Regions from separate parts of the Homo sapiens genome. Here region 2 is linked to region 1. Evidence: chromatin loops called from intact Hi-C (ENCODE). Cell type or tissue: heart left ventricle. All regions are shown on one strand.

The links. Hi-C counts contacts between places; a loop is a spot of excess contacts. Peaks named below come from ENCODE experiments on the same cell type or tissue, not always from the same donor. Only the 100,000 strongest peaks of a DNase experiment are listed, where the experiment ranks them.
Region 2: it touches region 1 in a loop (2.6-fold over the local background); 7 of 110 quality-filtered maps call a loop at or near these places.

The regions. Positions count from the first base shown.
Region 1 is chr2:182,453,002-182,457,001 of GRCh38, reverse strand. It overlaps a transcript of PDE1A not described here. Among named protein-coding and RNA genes, the nearest start is that of PDE1A, 28 kb to the right of the region's middle. In heart left ventricle, no CTCF peak of the experiment used is centred here; no DNase peak of the experiment used is centred here.
Region 2 is chr2:182,582,164-182,586,163 of GRCh38, reverse strand. It overlaps a transcript of PDE1A not described here. Among named protein-coding and RNA genes, the nearest start is that of DNAJC10, 130 kb to the left of the region's middle. In heart left ventricle, no CTCF peak of the experiment used is centred here; a DNase peak (open chromatin) is centred at 1,573.

The DNA of each region.
Region 1 (4,000 bases):
GCTGGGGGATGTTTTTATGCTTGTTCCAATGATTAACCACAGGCATTTAGTGTGTGAGATGCTATCCATCCTGCAATATAAAAGATTGTATTTTTCCTGCAAGAATTTTAAATTCCTCACCAGACATTTGTGTAGGAGAGAACCTGTTTATATTAATTGGAGCATAGAGACTAATTTGATTTTACATATAAACACACACGCACATTTTTTGGCAGTTGTAGTATACACTGATTTTCCAGGAGTGCTACTATTGTACATATTGATAAAAGATTGAGGATTGTATTTCTTTGTAGTTTAAAATTTCCCAGAGTTACTCAGTTGTATCACATCAGTAATGTGATCATGATATTTTTGTCAAGAATCTTTCACTGCCCTCCTTCTCTGCATGTGTAGCTGTTGTACTCACGGTGATTGGTTCAATTGTTTCAATACTTCAGAATCTCTAAGTGTCATCATGCCTGAATGCTAATATAGAGAAATTAAGATTATTTTATTGTACTACTTTTATTTAGGCATTACACAGCTAAGGTATTATATTGATTCAAAAATTTATATGGGTAAGTTACGTCATTTATAAAATTTAGGCTAATAAGGGGAGCACTATGAAATAGTTGTTATTTAAAAGATCTTTGTGTCAATACAGTGACTTTGAAACTAGTGTGCATTGGAGTCTCTAGAAGGTCTTGTTAAGATCCGTATTGCTGCCCCTAGCACCACCACCCCCAACAGTTTCTACTTCAGTAGGCTTGGGAAGGGGGGCCGATTGTTTGCATGGCTGATAAGTTCCCTGGTAAAGTGGATGCTACTGATCCAGGGACCACACTCTGAAAGAACTAGTATAATATGTTAGAGAACCCGATTAGAGCTAGGTAACCCTGATGACTAGTTGGGCAGCATTTTACATCCACATTGAGTTCACATCTATGTGGTTTCAAAGATATGAATTAGATCTGAATTTTCTTGAGTTAATTTGAATAAATGCATAAGTTTAATGTGTTGAAAATAATCTAAATATAATTTACTTTGAACAGTCAGCACACACATATTTGTTAGCAAATTCTTCTGTTTTTTTTTTCTCTTAACCTGTTTATTATTATTATACTTTAAGTTTTAGGGTACATGTGCACAATGTGCAGGTTTGTTACATATGTATACATGTGCCATGTTGGTGTGCTGCACCCATTAACTCGTCATTTAGCATTAGGTATATCTCCTAATGCTTTCCCTCCCCCATTCCCCCACCCACAACAGTCCCCAGAGTGTGATGTTCCCCTTCCTGTGTCCATGGATTCTCATTGTTCAATTCCCACCTATGAGTGAGAACATGCAGTGTTTGGTTTTTTGTCCTTGGAATAGTTTGCTGAGAATGATGGCTTCCGGTTTCATCCATCTCCCTGCAAAGGAAATGAACTCTTCATTTTTTATGGCTGCATAGTGTTCCATGGTGTATATGTGCCTCATTTTCTTAATCCAGTCTATCATTGTTGGACATTTGGGTTGGTTCCAAGTCTTTGCTATTGTGAATAGTGCCGCAATAAACATACATGTGCATGTGTCTGTATAGCAGCATGATTTATAATCCTTTGGATATATACCCAGTAATGGGATGGCTGGGTCAAATGGTATTTCTAGTTCTAGATCCCTGAGGAATCGCCACACTGACTTCCACAATGGTTGAACTAGTTTACAGTCCCACCAACAGTGTAAAAGTGTTCCTATTTCTCCACATCCACTCCAGCACCTGTTGTTTCCTGACTTCTTAGTGATCACCATTCTAACTGGTGTGAGATGGTATCTCATTGTGGTTTTGATTTGCATTTCTCTGATGGCCAGTGATGGTGAGCATTTTTTCATGTGTTTTTTGGCTGCATAAATGTCTTCTTTTGAGAAGTGTCTGTTCATAACCTTTGCCCACATTTTGATGGGGTTGTTTGTTTTTTTCTTGTAAATTTGTTTGAGTTCATTGTAGATTCTGGATATTAGCCCTTTGTCAGATGAGTAGGTTGCAAAAATTTTCTCCCATTTTGTAGGTTGCCTGTTTACTCTGATGGTAGTTTCTTTTTTTGTGCAGAAGCTCTTTAGTTTAATTAGATCCCATTTGTCAATTTTGTCTTTTGTTGCCATTGCTTTTGTGAAGTCCTTGCCCATGCCTATGTCCTCAATCGTATTGCCTAGGTTTTCTTCTGGGTTTTTATGGTTTTAGGTCTAACATGTAAGTCTTTCATCCATCTTGAATTAATTTTTGTATAAGGTGTAAGGAAGGGATCCAGTTTCAGCTTTCTACATATGGCTAGCCAGTTTTCCCAGCACCATTTATTAAATAGGGAATCCTTTCCCCATTGCTTGTTTTTGTCAGGTTTGTCAAAGATCAGATGGTTGTAGATATGCGGCATTATTTCTGAGGGCTCTGTTCTGTTCCATTGGTCTATATCTCTGTTTTGGTACCAGTACCATGCTGTTTTGGTTACTGTAGCCTTGTTGTATAGTTTGAAGTCAGGTAGCATGACGCCTCCGGCTTTGTTCTTTTGGCTTAGGATTGACTTGGCGATGCGGGCTCTTTTTTGGTTCCATATGAACTTTAAAGTAGTTTTTTCCAATTCTGTGAAGAAAGGCATTGGTAGCTTGATGGGGATACCATTGAATCTATAAATTACCTTGGGCAGTGTGGCCATTTTCACGATATTGATTCTTCCTACCCATGAGCATGGAATGTTCTTCCATTTGTTTGTATCCTCTTTTATTTCCTTGAGCAGTGGTTTGTAGTTCTCCTTGAAGAGGTCCTTCACATCCCTTGTAAGCTGGATTCCGAGGTATTTTATTCTCTTCGAAGCAATTCTGACTGGGAGTTCACTCATGATTTGGCTCTCTGTTTGTCTGTTATTCGTGTATAAGAATGCTTGTGATTTTTGTACATTGATTTTGTATCCTGAGACTTTGCTGAAGTTGCTTATCAGCTTAAGGAGATTTGGGGCTGAGACAATGGGGTTTTCTAGATATACAGTCATGTCATCTGCAAACAGGGACAATTTGACTTCCTCTTTTCCTAATTGAATACCCTTTATTTCCTTCTCCTGCCTAATTGCCCTGGCCAGAACTTCCAACACTGTGTTGAATAGGAGTGGTGAGAGAGGGCATCCCTGTCTTGTGTCAGTTTTCAAAGGGAATGCTTCCAGTTTTTGCCCATTCAGTATGATATTGGCTGTGGGTTTTTCATAGATAGCTCTTATTATTTTGAGATACATCCCATCAATACCTAATTTATGGAGAGTTTTTAGCATGAAGGGTTGTTGAATTTTGTCAAAGGCCTTTTCTGCATCTATTGAGATAATCATGTGGTTTTTGTCTTTGGTTCTGTTTATATGCTGGATTACATTTATTGATTTTCATATGTTGACCCAGCCTTGCATCCCAGGGATGAAGCCCACTTGATCATGGTGGATAAGCTTTTTGATGTGCTGCTGGATTCGGTTTGCCAGTATTTTATTGAGGATTTTTGCATCAATGTTCATCAAGGATATTGCAAATTCGTCTGTTAAAGTAATTTCCTGCACACAGATTTTTTTTTTTAATGAAGAAGTTCACAATTCTTTTGGAAAATAAGTAGACCAAATCGGGCATCATGTGTCCAATTTGGCTATGGAGTTGTCTTGTTGACTTTTTCCAGGACTGAGAAAAAAAATGGCCTGCATCAAGTGGTATCCCAAAAAGCTTTTTGAGCTCTTTCATCACCGTATCAGCTTCATAATGAATGACTAATAACGATAGTGCCGAAACAAAGGAATTACCCTAATGAGGAGTCTTGCTACCACCATGCTTTGCTGAGGTGGACAATGAAAACTTGAGCAGAAACTATAATTTATCTGATCATTTTTAGGCCATAAAAATACGTCAAGTCACTTCTGGTCACATGAAAAAATAGTCTCAGTAATGATATGCCTAGTTGAATGAAATAAAGTATCTATCTTCATTTAAGGTGAAAGGTTTTCTAATAGGTCAGCTT
Region 2 (4,000 bases), 130 kb before region 1:
AGATTATTTACTCGGGATGAATACTGAAAATGAATACCTCATAATTTGTAGGAGAAAGATGGGGGAGATAGAACCGAAAGTGCTTCTAATATGGGAAATGCGAAAACATTCAGTATTTTGACCTGTCTTAGAAATAGGTATACATTATTCTATATCATCTGTGTAATATCTTTTTGATTACAGTTTACACATGGTCAAGCATGGTAATACCATTTTTTTCTACATGTATATATGAAATGCATCTAAATTTAAGTCAAATCACCTTTCAAAATCATGTTATTGTAACAAATGGGACCAATTAGTAAACAAGAATATGTTTAAAATATTACATAAGGACAGATGATATTTAACTGGCTTTGTGATTTATGATCTATTATTCTGATTACTAATCAGACTTACTGTATCTATGGGAACAAAGAGGAAAATTATTTTTGCCACCAACGAATATACAAAGATGAGAAATATTTTGCTTCTCTGAATAATCAGCACAGATATTGCCCTTCTTGTTTTCCTTGTGTTATTATCTGTTCTTGCCAGGAGAAAAGCAAAGTCATGTGGGTGGGGAATAGAAAGTGTAAGATTAAGAAAGTGGACTGAAAACCCACTTTCTTAAAGGTGGTTATAGACTATCAATTTTTTTAAGAGTTCTGAATTGCTTTTTGAATGAGGAAATAAAAGTGCTCAAACCTAGGTAGTTCTTAAGACAAATCTATTATTTGACTCATGAATACGATCACTTTCTGTGGTTCATATACAAATTTTTATATGTGAATTTTAATGGAGAAATCTCTGATTGAGGACATTGAAGAATAAAAATTTCCCAAATAGGAGTGAGACTCCCAAAATACACTTCATAAAAATAACACGCCATTAGTTTTTGAATGAGATACTTTATGGGACATGTTGCTATCACGAATCTAATTTTCATCAGGATCTCTAGTGTGATGAAATTTCCTGGAAGATGTCAATTCTTTCCAGGTGATTGTTGCCAAATATTAAAGACTAAATGGGATATACATGAGAGTTAGAGCTGAAATGCAATTCCTGCCAATTTATATCCAGTTCTTATTCTCCTACTGAAGTTAAAACATTACTGTGCTCCTCTATTTAGGTGTTAAAAGCTTTTGCTTTATAACGTTTTTCAAAAAATCAAGAAGTTGAAGAACCCTCTTACTTTTTTTACGTCCAGGTTTATTGTTTGATTTTGTTTTGTGTATTTTTGTTTTTGTAGAACCAGCTCAAAAACAAAGCTTTTCTCATATCACCTTTCACAGTGGATTGAGTCTGTTCTGTTTGTGGAGTTAATTATTGGGGTGGGTTTTCCTCCTGTGCTCAAGATAGCTTGAGGCACTTGCTCTTGGGTGAGGACAGAGGAGAGCCAATGCCCTGGTGTAGCCAGGCTTTCTGCTGAGAGGTGAGCCTCAACCACAAGTGCTGACAGTTGCTGGCAAGAGACTCCCATCACCCTAGGAGGGCAGAGTTCACTTTGGAGAAGTCTCTGACTCTTCTCTGGCACATACTGTCAATTCCCTTTTAGATGGTGAGCATTGCACAGCTGTCTCAGACACTAGTGGCCTGAGCAGGTGACGACAGCCACCGTCTGTCTCACTTACACACATCATCTCACATATGACTTACAGCATGACGTCCAAGTGATTATTATTATCTTCTTTTTAAAGACAGGGAATCTGAATCTTTAAGTTAAGTAGTTTGCCTGTAAAGTCACAGAGATAGTCAGCGGTAGAGCTAGAATTCAAACTGAAGTCTCTCTAAGTCCAACACTGCTGTGCTTTCTCTCTGCAACTCCTTGTGGCTCCTTGCAAGATCTCTAGAGCTGCCTTTTTAACTAACAGAGATAGTCAGCAGTAGAACTAGAATTCAAATTGAAGTCTCTCTAAGTCCAACACTGCTGTGTTCTCTCTCTGCAACTCCTTGTGGCTCCTTGCAAGATCTCTAGAGCTGCCTTTTTAACTAACAGAGATAGTCAGCAGTAGAACTAGAATTCAGATTGAAGTCTCTCTAAGTCCAACACTGCTGTGTTCTCTCTCTGCAACTCCTTGTGGCTCCTTGCAAGATCTCTAGAGCTGCCTTTTTAACTAATAAGAGAATGTAGCATTGGCCAGCTTTCTAAATGAGATCACGTAATATCTCTGATTTCTTATCAGGAAATCAGAGGTTGAAGGATTTAATAATATTATTGAATCTCTTGATAGGAATTGTGACCCAATTCTTGTTAATTTTGAGTTCCAAGTTTTAAATCATCCCAATTTCAACTTCTGTGCAAAAATTTAATCACCACAATATGCTTACCTCAGGTGGGTCTTCTGTGGAACACTAAATAGGTGATTTTTAAATTCATGCGAAACATTGTATAATGAAGGCAAAGACCTGTCACTGGGAATACAGTATAGCAGAAATATGTGACTGTTTTTTTGATGTGAATAATGCAGAAAAATTGCACTGGAAAAAGTTAAACAGGCAAGGAAGACTTTATTCAAGGCTATTTCAGTAGAGGAGAGAGATTGAACCCAACTTCCCCAAAACAAAGGGCTGGAGAGTTTTTAAGAGCCGGGGTGAGGAGAATCATAGATTGCCTGTGTTTGCTAATTGGACTTACCCAAAGGAAAAGTAAACTTTCCATATCTTCATGACAGGAGGCAGGTTTACAACTTAGAGCAAGGCATCCATGGATGATGATGATTGCATTTTGGACGGATGGCTTCCAGCTCCTTGAGAAAGGCATTTTGCTCTTACGTCTGCAGTTGAAGAAAGAAAAGCCAGATGTTTCAGATAAATAGTGAAACAGATTTCTACTATATCTTTATAATAATTTTAAGTGGTCAGTTTGCATATATTATTCTGATAATTTCCTCAATTATTGAATTTTCTTTGATTATAGATATTTTGCTGTTCTCTTTCAATTCTTATTAAATGCGTAATAGCTGAATCATATAGTGTCAGCTATTGAAAAAAGAACAGCCTCTCTTATTAAAAACAAAACCCAGAAGCTCCATGGATTTTACCACTGGAAGGAGATGATTTTTGAAGAGGAGAGCAGGTGAACAAGCAGCTGTTTCTTTGTTCTCCTGGATTTATCTTTGTCTTGGGGTTTTTCTGTTCTAATCACTCCCACCATCATCAAACCATTCTCTGGGGCTATGCTGTAGTTATTTTAAAGGTCTGGTTCAAGCGCAAAAAGGAACCCCATTTTCAGTTCTTTTTATTACAATTAATATAGCATGAAATATTCAAATATCAGCCAAACACAGAACCACAAATATAAGGATACAAGCACAGAAAAATGTGGGAAACAAAAATGATCTGACTTAACACAGGTTATATCTCTGATCCTATGGTCACTAGTGTTTTTCCAAGTCCCATAGGCTCTGTCCGCTAGCTTAGTAGTAAGTTTCTTATAACTGGGTCTATCCCTTTGATCTCAACTCAAGCTTTCTCCTATGTGTTCTGTAATATAGACCTTAGCCCCACTAGGGCACTCTCTTCCTTGCAGACATCTGAGATTTTGCATTTGTGCATCATTGTACGAGCTGTTCCCCTTGGCCCGAGTGGCACTCTCCCATCTCTTTTGTCCATATATCCTTACTCATTCTTGAGATCTCACATATTGATCAAGTCTTAGTGTTTCAGACTTCCACAAAATTAATTCCTGTTTCTGTAGTGCCTTTGATATTATTTAAAAATTTCAGTTATACTGTTTTATTTTTTAATCTGGTATCTATCCCCTTTGTTAGGCCTGGGTTCCTTGGAAGCAGAGACTACATCTTAATGACCATCTGCGTGTAGCATAGCAACAAGCACATACCAGGCATTCAAAAGCTTTTTGCTAAATTACATTGATCAATTTTTATGCCCTTTTGGAGAAGATGTCCACATTTTCATGCCAACTGACATAACTTTGAAGATTCTTGCCCAGTTCATTGCTTTATATTTCCAACTCCTTGGAAGTATCCATCTAACCAGACATTTTGATCCTTGCCAC